Regions from separate parts of the Homo sapiens genome. Here regions 1 and 3 are each linked to region 2. Evidence: chromatin contacts called from ENCODE Hi-C or POLR2A ChIA-PET data. All regions are on one chromosome and are shown on one strand. Each heading gives the region's core, a stretch centred on a gene start or an enhancer-like site at or near the end of the contact. The rest is flanking DNA. Distances are from core to core; before and after follow the strand shown.

The links. A loop is a pair of places that touch in the nucleus more often than their neighbours do. ChIA-PET counts read pairs that join two places held with the same protein, here RNA polymerase II (POLR2A). Pooled maps may share reads with other maps.
Region 1: a map of ascending aorta shows a loop between it and region 2 (1.9-fold over the local background). The contact joins the promoter of RFTN2 here to the promoter of COQ10B in region 2. A Hi-C loop is called at or near these places in 1 of 168 maps with a recorded cell type or tissue (ascending aorta) and 3 of 50 pooled maps. POLR2A ChIA-PET finds 5 or more read pairs at or near these places in 2 of 52 experiments (PC-3 and WTC11).
Region 3: a pooled map shows a loop between it and region 2 (3-fold over the local background). The contact joins the enhancer-like site here to the promoter of COQ10B in region 2. A Hi-C loop is called at or near these places in 6 of 50 pooled maps. POLR2A ChIA-PET finds 5 or more read pairs at or near these places in 4 of 52 experiments (AG04450, CD8-positive, alpha-beta memory T cell, MCF 10A and 1 more).

Annotation. Positions count from the first base shown.
Region 1 is chr2:197,674,000-197,678,575 of GRCh38, forward strand. RFTN2 (raftlin family member 2) reads right to left here and starts at 1,588. Exons shown (of 9, transcript NM_144629.3): 1 at 1,321-1,588. The coding sequence starts at 1,459.
Region 2 is chr2:197,451,601-197,455,812 of GRCh38, forward strand. It overlaps COQ10B (coenzyme Q10B), which reads left to right and starts at 1,952. Exons shown (of 5, transcript NM_025147.5): 1 at 1,952-2,064. The coding sequence starts at 1,961. RefSeq lists enhancers at 1,355-1,404, 1,485-1,554, 1,614-2,230, 1,675-2,154, 2,175-2,224 and 1 more.
Region 3 is chr2:197,253,926-197,258,027 of GRCh38, forward strand. All of the region lies in intron 1 of ANKRD44 (ankyrin repeat domain 44), which reads right to left. All of the region lies in intron 5 of ANKRD44-IT1 (ANKRD44 intronic transcript 1), which reads right to left. Among named protein-coding and RNA genes, the nearest start is that of ANKRD44-IT1, 47 kb to the right of the region's middle. RefSeq lists enhancers at 2,014-2,670, 2,787-3,086. Within about 2 kb of position 1,791, at least 25 of the 41 ENCODE cell types and tissues checked have a DNase peak (open chromatin) inside an H3K27ac peak, as active enhancers do.

The DNA.
Region 1 (4,576 bases), core at 338-2,837, 220 kb after region 2:
AGCACCACATTACAAATATTTTCTCAAATGAAGGTTTTTGAAAAAGTATAGAAAAAATTCAAACGGTTGTTTGGTTACTTCTCTGATAATTGCTATTATCTTAATCCATTTTTAACATTCATAATTTAAAAGAAAATTAAGAAATTAAGAATATTAATTTTTTTCTTTTGGTAGCCTTAGCTTTAAACAAAAATAGGATATGAACATGTTAAAAGTCTATGTACAGATTTTGTGTATGTCCCTGGAAGGGAGTTTGTTTGCTGGCCAGCTTAATTTTTGACAAAGAAAAATGGGCTGCTCTTGCTTCTTGCACAAAGATGCACTGTTTCTAGAGCAAAGCAAAAAAAAAAAAAAAAAAAAAAAAGAAAAGAATGTGTGTAAACAAAAAATTTGGAAAAAAATTAAGATAATATTCAACATGATAATTTAGTATAAACTTTTTGTGAATTGATAAAATGTGTGGCTCATTAGAATTAAAAATATAACTATAATAAGAATTTTACTAATATCTGATAACTTTAACAGCAAGCAAAGCACTCTAAATTTCATTTTTACTACTTCATAATTAAAGATATAGCTTTTTTAAAAAGCTGCTTTGTCTGTGCAGTTGTACAGTACTCTAAAGTTTCCAAAAGAAATGAGGCAAAGTATTTGTGAAATCGAGCCACCTCGATTCCTTCCACAGAGCTGCCATCTGGGCTTGTTTATTTGTGTTTCCAACTTTCTGGAACAGAGAGTTTCTCTGTTAGGGACAGGGCACTGAGCAAAGGAAGTGTCTTACAGAAGGCTATCTTTTTTTTTTTTTTAACTACATTTTCAAAACTTATAGTTTAGTTTGGTCAAAAATATCAAATGACTACCATAATCACAGAGTCTAACACAATTGGAAGCCTCAGAATTGTCTTAGCAAACACTCTTCCACGATATGATGCAAGTAATATTTACTACATAATACCTTATTGTGATTTTCAAATCTTTTTCAAAATACAAACTGTCACTAAGGCTATATAGCTATTTGTCCTGGAAATCAAGCATTTTTCATAAATCCTTCTATAAATAAGTATTTGATTTAAAAATGAAAGAAGTATTTCCAAGCAATTTCCCTAATTTTAGAAGGTACATATGAGCCATGTTACCAAAATACGAAGCAATCAACAAAACAAAAATCTTACAAAGTATAATTAAGAAGCGAAGCATTATTGTTTGAATATACAATCTCATTATGAAGAACAGTTTAAAAATTTATTAAGTCAACACTTAAAAATGACTAGTAGTCTCATCTCTGAAACATTTAACAAACAAAATAGAAGCAAAAAGTACCTTGTAGAGTAAAATCCAGCAATACATATTCGTAAGCAAATTCTGTCTTTGTTTCCACTTGCGGTCTCTTCAGGGTAGAAAATATTTTTCCAGGGCTGCTATCATCAGGGTCTTCTAGCTTTCTAAGTCCGCACCCCATGGCAAAATCTGTAAGGAATTAAATTGCAGGAAAGGGGAGGGAGAGCAGCAAATTCTGTTGTTTAAGCTGCAAAAAGAAAGTTACAGACTTAACTGCTTTGATTTTGTTTTCAGCTAAACTATAGATAACCAAAAAAAAAAAAAAAAGCAAAAACCAAAAAAAAAAAAAAAACCCAAAAAAAACCATCTGGGTCCAAAGAAAGGAGTTGAAGAATTTTTCTATCCATTTTTCTGTAAAGTCATTGAACCCATGATTAAGCTACAGCTCCAGGAGGCTGGGCTTGATCTTAGAGAAACATGCAAGCTGCTACAACTTAGCGGAGAATTTCCATGCCACGTCAATTTACAGCCAGCCCCCTACCAGAGTTCTGTCGCTCAGGGCACCAGCGGTGCTTTGTCTATTCCAGTTGGCTGGATGATAAAAAGAGGTGTCCAAAAACGGAAATAAAAAGGCAAAAGGGCAACTTGGATGTAATTATCTACAAGTAGAAGATATATTCAGACATAGTGGCACACAATTCTTTTTCTGTTTTCCCTCTCCTCTCTGTCCTGCGCCTACCCTCCTTCCTCTCAACTACTACCAAGAAAGAAAAAGGAGAGAGAGAGAGAGAGGCAGTAGGGGGGTGGAGAGAGAGACAGAGAGAGAGAGGGAAAAAGAGAGAGAGAGAGTGAAAGAGAGAGAGAGAAAGAAAGAAAGAGAAAAATGAAAAGAGTGGATTCTCAACATATTTAGAAACAAAAATCATTTCCAGAAAGGAAGTCAGCTTTATGAGGAAACTATTTCTGGAGTCTAAAAGGAGGAAAGTAAAGTTTAAAAAAACAGCCCTTTAAGTCTTTAGTTAGTACTTTTGAGGATTTCTTTCCATATGAAGTTTCTTTCTGTTGGAAAAAATCATATGCTAATTAAAACAGCAAAGTATAAAAAATTTATATTAAAATATTTTTATAAAAAAGACTTTACTTAATTGCAAAGGAGAGACAGTTATGTGTGTAATTAGTTTCCCCAACATCCTTAAATAGTTTAAAACACTCTACTATTAGAAGGCTTATGATAGCAACTAATACTTCTATAGGTCTCAAAGTATCCTTAATTAAAAAATAAAACAAAACTGACAACTTGATTCATTTAATTTTTTTTTTTTTGAGATGTGGTCTTGCCTGTCACCTAGGCTAGAGTGCAGTGGCAAAATCATGGTTCACTTCAGCCTCGACCTCCCGGGCTCAAGCCATCTTCCCACCTCAGCTTCCCAAGTAGCTGAGACCACAGGCTTCAATGTGATTGAAAAAATTTTTCAGGCTTGTATTCTCTAGAATCTCAACTGTGATAAGGGTTTATTTTGTAAATAATGGAAGCAGTGGCAGAATCACATGCAACCACATCTGGCTCATTTTTGTATTTTTTTGTGGAGATAGGGTCTCACTATGTCACCCAGGCTGGTTTTGAAATCCTCAGCTAAAGTGATCCTTCTGGATCGGCTTCCCAAAGTACTGGGATTACAGGTGTGAGTCACTGCACCAGGGCCATTCAGTCTTATAAACTGCCATTTACCGGAGGTCAAGAATAATTTATAATGGACCAATTGTAATGAACGTTTATTGTATTTTACCCTTTACAGGTCAGGAAGTATGGTGCGCTCATCAAAACTGTGAGCCCTGGAATCAGGCTGCCTGGGTTCAAATCCTGCTTCTTAGGCCTACTAGAGATGTAATCTTGGGCAAGTTACTTGACCTCTTCAAGTTTCAACTTCCTCCCCTGTAAATGGTACTTACTACATAGGCTTGTTATGAAGGCTGAATGAGATAATCTTATCTCATATGTTAACACTAGGCCTGGCTAATAGCACAAAATACATTTGTTGATGCGTGTACGTTATAAAACAGGTTGGGAGTAGGAATAGGAAGGAAGTGATTCTGCCACTGCTTCCATTATTTACAAAATAAACCCTTATCACAGTTGAGATTCTAGAGAATACAAGCCTGAAAAATTTTTTCAATCACATTGAAGCCTGAGCATGAAAACTCTCAAAAGGGGGATGGATCCTTTATTTTATAGATCACTATTACCTTTTTTCTTTTCCTACTGCCTCCTTGCCTTTAAATGTTTTATTTCTCAGAAAAGTCTTAGAGAAAAATTCCACAGTCTTTCATGCTCCAGGATGAGCACTGTCGGTGGTAAGCAATTTGACTAAAAAGACAGCCAACTCTGACCCAGTGTGACTCATCTGACTGTTCACAGTACTTTCATGCCTGTCATTTTCCGTATCCTCTTTGGTATGGTGGGCTGTGAGGTCCTGTATGGCAGAAATGGAATCTTTGAAGGTCACTAGCATCTACTGAAGTGCCTGGAAGATTATTTAAGTACCCATTATATTTATTAAATGCATGCTATATTCCAGCCACTGAACTAGGTGCTGGTACAAAAGATAATTAAACATGCCCTCTGCCCTAAAGAAACTTATAGTGTAATGGGGAATACAAACTTATCTGCAGATAATTTCAATGTAATTTGGTAGATGCTGAAATAAAAGTATGCAAAAGATGCTATAGAAACTCAAGATGGGGCCTCTAACTCAGCCTGGAGGATGATGTCTGAGTTGTCCTCAAGGATAAATATTTTTAAGGTGATAAAGAAAGGTGGGTAGCATGTGCCAGAAGAGAAAAGCATGAGCAAAATCATGGAATCATGAAAGAGTATGGCATGTCGAAGGAACACGAAACAGTTGACAATTACTAGAACATAAAAAGTGAGAAAAGACTAAGCTGTAAGGGAGGCAAGGGGTAAGCTGTAATGAACTTGTCTACCATACAAAGGGAATTTGGACTTTATTTTGTAGGCAACAAAGGTGAATCAAATAATCAAATGGAATAATCAAGTGAGGAGTCTGAAGTAGGCAAGTGATATCAGTTTGCCTTTTAGATTGGTTACTGTGGCTGATTTCAGGAAGATGGTTTTACTTAGAGCAAGAATGGAGACCAGTCAAGAGGGTAAATGCAATAGTCCAGTAGAGAGCTGATGACTGAACGAATGTGGTACATCAGTAGGTCCTTAAGGAATTATTTTTACCTTTAGGAAAAGGAACTATAGTTTCTTAAGTTCATAATTGAACAATCACTTAAG
Region 2 (4,212 bases), core at 702-3,201:
GTATTTGAAAGTAGTTGATACAGAATTGTCCATGCAGCTACAGAACCACCTCAATCTACAAGTACATCATGTGTTGTACTGCAAAATGTTTGACAAACCTTGTAGCTGATGATTTCAATGTATCTAGTAAGGGGTGACTGCAATAAACCAAGCAAGAGGAGAAAATAATCATAGGCACAACAGCTGGAATATTGCTTTAAATGTAAATCAGATCAAGTAACTGTTCTGCACTCAAACTCTAATGGCTTTCCTTCACGCTTAGAATACAATAAAAAATTGGTAGCATACTATGGCTTCCGTGGCACTAAGCTCTGCCTACCTCGCTGACCTTATTTCCTACCACTTTCCTCCTCTCACTGTGCTCCAAACTCCTTGCTCTTCCTAAAGCATGCCAAGATTGTTCCTGCCTGGGGCCTCTGCACTTGCTGTTCCATACACCTGAAAGTCATTTTCTTTTTCTTTTTTCTTTTTTTTTTTTTTTTTTTTTTTTTGAGACGGAGTCTCGCTGTCGCCCAGGCTGGAGTGCAGTGGCGCAATCTCGGCTCACTGCAGGCTCCGCCCCCTGGGGTTCACGCCATTCTCCTGCCTCAGCCTCCTGAGTAGCTGGGACTACAGGCGCCCGCCACCTCGCCCGGCTAATTTTTTGTATTTTTAGTAGAGACGGGGTTTCACCGTGTTAGCCAGGATGGTCTCGATCTCCTGACCTCGTGATCCGCCCGCCTCGGCCTCCCAAAGTGCTGGGATTACAGGCGTGAGCCACCGCGCCCGGCCCATTTTCTCCCAAGTAATCAGAGTTCACTTCCTCACTTCATTTTAGGCCTTTGTTCAGTGTCATCCTCTTAGAGCCCCTCCTAACCACCCTATATAAAACAGCACCCTACCATATTCCTCCCTCTTCATCTCCTTACCCTGCTGTACTGTTTAGTCTATGGGACATATAACAAGCTGCCATTGCACTATATACTAATTGGTTTCTTTCCCCCACTAGGATATAAGCTCTGTGACAGTGAAGACTTTTGCTCACTTCTCCAGCATCTAGTAGGTGCCACACAAATATCTGACTACATTTAATCAACAATCTCATTTACACCCAAACTATATTAAATAGGTAGTATTGTCATCCTCACTTTACAGTTTGCAGGAAAACTATTGGTGCACAAACCTTAAGTAAAGACCTGAAAACAAACTGAGGGAACAAGAAGTCTGGACTTGATGACTGATCACCAAAACAAGTAAATCAAAGCGAAGTCGTCTGATTAGTATGGAATAAGGGAAACCCAAATCATACGAGAACACCAATTAAAATGTGGGACACGCAGGAAGAAGGCAGACGGAACTGCTGCTGGATAACTGAGTCTTTCCTAATGACAGGACCTTATGTTGCCCTCACAATTACCCCGTGAGATAGGCAAGGCAGGCATTGTATTAGACAATCATTAACAAGCAGGACGCTGACAGCCAGGCTTCGCAGCCAGGAGTGGTGGCCTGTCTGGCTCCGCACTCACGGGTTCGGACAGTTACAGAATTAACACTCAAGCCCTGGGGCTTCCCGCAGCCCCCGGGGGGGTGGGGCTCACTGACTAGCCTCCCGGAAGCGGACCCCAGGAGAACCAGGCAGTTGGTTAATCCAGGAACAGCTCCTGCGCGGGGCGTGGACTGAGCAGTCACTGAGTATTACGCAAATTGCGCGAGCGCACGGGAAAAGCGATTGGTCGGTCAGGAGAGAGAGGTGTGTCCTGGCGGGCCCGCAGCTCCGATTGGCCGACAGGCTGACGGGAACGTTTACGGTCAGCGTGTGTCAGCGACGTGCAACCCGGAAGGGAAGAAGGGGCGTGTCAGGCTGCGCAGGCGGCCAGTCCATTGGCTGGAAGAGACCGGAGCCGGGCTCCGGGCCCGACCAGAGGAGGGCGGTGCTGCAGGGCTGGTCCGGGAGGTGACGACCGGCTTCGGAGAGTCTATCATGGCAGCTCGGACTGGTCATACGGCCTTGAGAAGGGTAGTCTCGGGATGCCGTCCGAAGTCGGCGACAGCGGCCGGGGCGCAGGCGCCCGTGCGGAATGGCAGGTAATCAACAGCGGGGGCGCTGAGACGAGAGTAGTTTTCGATTTTGGCTGCCGAGTTGGGGGACCGGAAGGATTTGGGGGTGAGGCAGAGCCGGACTCGGTGCATTTCCGTGTCTTTAGAGGAGAAGGCTTTTTTTTGCGTTTGGCATCTGAGGGACTCAAGAGCGGCGCGCATCACCTTGGGCCCAAGGCTGTGTTCGTGGCTCGTTTGCCTCGTGAGAGGCGGTGAATCATCGGCGAAGCGACTTTGGAAGCAATTTGGCCATTGGTGCCTTTGGGCTCTTCCGGTCTCCTCCCCTATGGCTTGTTGCTACTGCTGTTGGAAAGTTTTAACTTTGCGCAGAAGGGTTGCCGGCTGCTGGCTGTATGGGAGTTTGTGTTTGGCGGTGAGCCCCCTTCTCCGGTTCCTTCTACCTGCCAGATGGTCAGATGCGTTTTCCCAATTTCTGAAAGAGTGCTTTGCCCTCGCCATTTAGTGTTTACAAAACTAAATACAGCCAGCATAAGGGACTTGGATTTTTTCACTCTGCTGTAACTTACAGGTCCTGTAACCTTGAAGCATAGTCAGCTTTCGATTTTCCTGGTTGGTTCATTTTTTGGTAGGTGGGGGTGGAGATGGAGGTCGGGACACGGATACCATACTTGTACGACTTAGTTTCCTTTTACTAATAACATTGTAATATTCTTGAAAATTAAAGTTAGTGTGTTTAAAATGAATTCAGGTGTACAAAATACGAGGTGGGGAGAGAAAACACAAATCTAGTTGAGCCCCAGGACATTTAGATTAAATGAAGATCCGACCCTACTGGAAACAAGGAAATAATTTTTTTAAAAAAAGATTCAATGAAGAATTTTTAAAAACACCAACAACCTTACCAAATCCAAATCCCTTTAGACAAATGTTGGATGAGACAAACAAAATCATAAAATTACTCCTGCTTTAGGAAATAACCTCAAAAAGTAGTTTCAAGCAGAATAACGCCATCATACTTGAGATCTGTTTGTATTACTCTTATAAAATGTTGTCTTGCAAATAACACTTACTTTTGAGAAAAATACAGTTGCTTTAATGATCAAATTGAGGCTTCAGTTCCAAGATAAATACTGTTTATGATAATGAGGGCGGCAGTTTGCGTTCATTTCCAATGTTAAGCATCAGATTCTGACCTTTATTATACTTAAGTATATGAGAGAGTGGTACTGGAAGACGAGTGACAAAAAAGCTGTTCTCCATGTGGTCCAGTTGTCCAGTATTCATTTCATGGTTTAACTGTATATATGAATGTGTGTATCTTCATATCGTAGTTTAAGACATAGTATTCCTGGCAGTGCATGAAAATAGATGTGCTGTCCAGGCCACTGTAACTATAGCATGCAGATTGATCAGAAAATGTCCTGTTAGTTTGCTTTAAACACTGGTGTTTTCCTTAGGCTTGTAATCAGATTGTGTAAGGGTATTTTTTTGGGTAGGCTGGGAGGCAATACATGAACCTGGTACAAAGGTTCATGTATTGCCTCCCAGTAAATACATGAACCTTTATATATAGTAAAAAGTCAACCAGATACCCAATTCACCTCTTTAGAAGCAAAGGTCTCATCTTTTTTCAAGTAAAGGTTTCAGCACTGTTCACAGTAGTTAAGATACAGAATCAACGTAGGTGTCCAACAACAGATGAATGGTACTGGGCGCAGTGGCTTATGCCTGTAATTCCAACACTTTGGGAGGCTGAGGCGGGAGGATTGCCTGAGCTCATGAAACCAGCGTGGACAACATGGCAAAACCTTGTCTCTACCAAAAAAAAGAAAAAAAAATGTGTGTGTGTGTATACACATACACATATACAGAAAAATTAGCTGGCTATGTGTTAGTGCAAGCTTGTGGTTCTAGCTGCTCAGGAGGCTGAGATGGGAGGATCACTTGAACCCAGGAGGTTGAGGCTGCAGTGAGCCTTGTTTGGGCCACTGCACTCATTCCTGGGCAACAGAACCAGACCCTGTCTCAAAAAATAAACAAGGCCGGACACAGTGACTCACACCTGTAATCCCAACACTTTGGGAGGCTGAGGCAGGAGGATCACTTGAAATCAGGAGTTTGAGACCAGCTTGGGCAACATAGCAAGACCTTGTTTCTACAAATAAGTAAAAAATT
Region 3 (4,102 bases), core at 541-3,040, 200 kb before region 2:
ACTCATAATCCGCACAGGGTTCTTGAAAGATTACACTAACGTTTCTTAGCCCAGCCACCCACAATGGGAGTATTCTGTACACAATTCTGTAATACACAAGCAGTGAATCTTCTGGCCTCACGTAACTAAAACAAGAAAAATACTCAATAACTCAACATGGTATCATGCTAAACTTCCAACTCCAAGACGAGGCACGGTGGCTCACGCCTATAATCCCAGCACTTTGGGAGGCCAAGGCGGGCAGATCACCTGAGGTCAGGAGTTTGAGACCAGCCCGACCAACATGGCGAAACCCTATCTCTACTAAAAATACAAAAATTAGCCGGGCGTGGCGGTGGGTGCCTGTAATCCCAGCTGCTCGGGAGGCTGAGGCAGGAGAACCTGGGAGGCGGAGGCTGCAGTGAGCTGAGAAAGCGCCACTACACTCCAGCCTGAGCAATAGAGCAAGGCTCCATCTTAAAAAACAACAACAACAAAAAAAACTTCCAACTCCAGCCTGTAATTGGCCAGAAATGTCAGTACTTTCTGAACTATCCTACCAAAGTGTCCTAACAGCGGAGGAGCATCTCTTAAATACAAAATTAATTATTCTCCCTTATGGTTATCTTTAAAATTCTTGCAAATGTTCTACCTTAGTGTGTGTGTATATGTGTATAGACACACATACATGCATACACACACACACACACACACACACACACACACATATATATATTTGCTTTAATATTAAAATCATGTTTCCTCTAAAAGTAGGGGGGAAATTGATACTGTAGGAGTATGTTCCACCTTACTGTGTGTGTATATGTGTGTATAGACACACATACATACACACACACACACATATATATATATTTGCTTTAACATCAAAATCATGTTTCTTCTAAAACTAAAGGGGAAATTGATACTCTAGGCGTATGTACTAGTTGTACTGTGGCACTTCATCATGTCCCCAGAGGGGTGCACACCTATCAGATTAACTGCCTTTTCCAAAATGCTCTCCTTCCATCCGTGAAACACATCTACAAATCAAGTTCCTAAGAGTTATTTGTCCAAGGTGCTGCCCTGAGGCCCAAGGCAATAGTTAACTGAACCAGAGAAGTATTCAGCTCAGGGCAGCCAAGGAGATTCCCTGTCCAGAGAATGTGAGAAGGAGATGAAGAGTGAGGGTCAGTCTCTCTTTGGCTGAACCTGTAGCCATATGTTCCACAACTATGGTCCAAGAAGTTGGAAAGGCGGTCTTTAGAAAAGGAAGGAATGAAGAAGACACTCAGAGAGAAGCAGACACCAGAGGTAGGATGGGAATGCTGCCTGTTCCTCACAGAGCCCTGTCTATGGGGTTACGCTTCCTGGGGCTGGGCTCCCATCATTTGGAAGCTCAGCTTCCTGAGTAGTCACCTCAGCATACACAGAACACTCATGTGAGAAACACAAGCTAAGTGACAAAAAAAGGCAGGCACAATAGAGCAGCCTGGGGCCTTATTCACCAAGAGATAAATCACTTGCTGTGGGCACACCCCAACTCTGAAAGAAAAACCAAATTAACAACCGTGCAAGCTCCTATTTGGATATAAGCTAGGTATCCCTTCTTTTCTAGCAAGAAGGAATAAACCTAACATGACTTGCATTAAACATCATAGTTTTGGAATTGAGAATCTGTAAATTGTAAGTTATGGCCCCAAAACAAAAGAAGAACTACAGGCCTGCCTGTGAACTTCCTTTTTTCTAGGCTGTTACATGCTTTGCTGTTGCCACTGACAGTGTGGTAAGAGGCGGCCCCCTGGGTTTCCCCAGCCAGGCTGCCCCATCGAAGGCAGCTACACAGCGGCCAGGACAAGCCAGCCAGAGCCAGTAGGGCTGGAGCCCTGACAAAGGCAACGACGCTCCTGGAGTCAGATAATGAAAGCCAGAGCAGGAAGGACCCTGCGCTTCATGTAAGACGTTCACCAAATAAAGAAATGTTTAATCACGCATCTGTGCTGTACATTGCAGGAGCCTTTGAAAAGCGTAATGCCTGGGTGCAGTTTAAAAATAAGGAATCTTAATCTATCTGGTCTAACTTTAGAAAATTGTTTGGAGGGGATTCTTAAGATACTCTGAATTTATACTTTCTTAACAGGGGCTGTCTTTTGTATATGTGGTTTGTGAGAAAATGTGTGATTGATCTGTAATTTGAGCCTCTTTTCAAAGCTTATAGTATCATTGGATTCAAACCATTTTCATTTAATGCTCTAGATGGCAGAACACTAAGACCTAAGCAATTAAAAAGGGAAAGATTTCAGATAATGAACTAGTTTCTAGTGACTGTCCAACAGTGGACCAGGCTCATTTCTAAATCACTAGGTGTCTAAACTTGACAACAGTTAAAACTAGATCCCTAACTGTCAGGAGCATGAGTACAAAAGATTCCTGCTGTTCTATGATGTGTTTCTGACTATGTGTCTTTGAAAGGCCTTTCAACTTTAATGCTCCAAAATTTAGATGTTCTCCATATACCAACGGCTTTATAAAAAGTAAATGTAAGCACACAGAGCCAAAAGACAACTTGAACACAAGTTATCTACATCAAAGTAACAAAACCAAAGTGCATTTGTCTTTACACCAGGAAATAAATCAAATTGAGACAGATGAACAGGAAAAAAAATATGTCATGAACCTGAAGTTAAACATCTACTTTTCAGGCTTGAATTTTTAAAAAATACACTTCTAAGATTCTTTCCCAAGAAGGCTTCATGTATATACAAATACATTAATCCCCCTTAGAATAGATTTAAAACAAAGGCCTTGGTGTTTCAGAAAATGGCATACAAAAGGGGAGGATGTAAGGCCCTGTGTATAAACAAGTCAAGAGGCTCGTATCCTAAGCTAATCGCTCCTGTGCAATGGGAGGCAGCCACATCACCCTAGTCCAGGACTTCCATGTACTCCCAGTAAATTGTAAACTGTCCTGTAAGGGGGCTTCAGCCTTCTCATAGATCACAGATCAAAGACCAAGTCTATAAAGAGAGAGGAAGAAGAAAAAAACTGTATTCATGCTTTGGGTGCCTCAGGAGGTACAGAAAAGAGAGAAGTCAGTTGATGTCTCCAAACCTCTACAAGCAGCTCATCTTCAAAAAAAAAATGGAAGAATAGGTGAAAACACCAATCCAATCCCCAAGAAGAAAGCACTCTCCTTGCACAGGTTTAGTGTTTAAAATTTCAGGTGCCTGAGCTTAAGCAGATTCCAGGACTCTCTTGGAGGTGGCAGCTATCACTGTGTAGGATTTCTTTATAGTAAAGGTGATTAGCTCTCTTTCAGATCATTTTGCAAAGGAAGTCAGTTGGACAAATGTGAGTACCATGTAGACCCACCTGGGAAAGCTAAATATTTACCAGTTCAGTTTGGTATGACAGTAGTTTTTAAGAGGTATTCTTTAAAAAACAAATTAAAAGCACACAGAAACACAGAAGTTTTTTTTTTTTTTACTTGATTAAAAGAATCAACAGGCAGTAACAGTCAGCTTTTTAGTGATTATTATAAAACTTCGGGGAAAAAAACAATCATGACTTTCTTCAGTTCCTTTTTCTTTTATTTAGTATCTTAAAACAATTCAATATTTTTGGACAAATTTTTTATTGTGTAAAGTATACATAAAATTTACCATTTTATAACTAAAAGAGTATAATTGGATTATTTGTAACACAAAGGATAAATGCTTGAGGGGATGGATGCCCCATTCTCCATGATGTACTTATTTCACATTGCATGCATGTATCAAAACATTTCATGTACCCCACAAATATATACACCTACTATGTACCCACAAAAAGTAAAAATTTTTTAATTTACCATTTTAACCATCTTTAAGTGTACAGTTCACTGGGATTAAGTACATTCACATTATTATACAACCATTACCATCATTCATCTCCAGAAATTTTTCCCTAGCCCATACTGAAACTCCGTGCCAATTAAACAATAACTTCCCATTGCCTCCCCCCTTTATCCCTGGTAACCACTATTCTACTTCCTGTCTCTCTGAATTTGACTACTCTAGGTACCTTATATAAATGAAAATCATACAATAGTTGTTCTTGCATCTGGCTTATTTCACTTAGCATAATA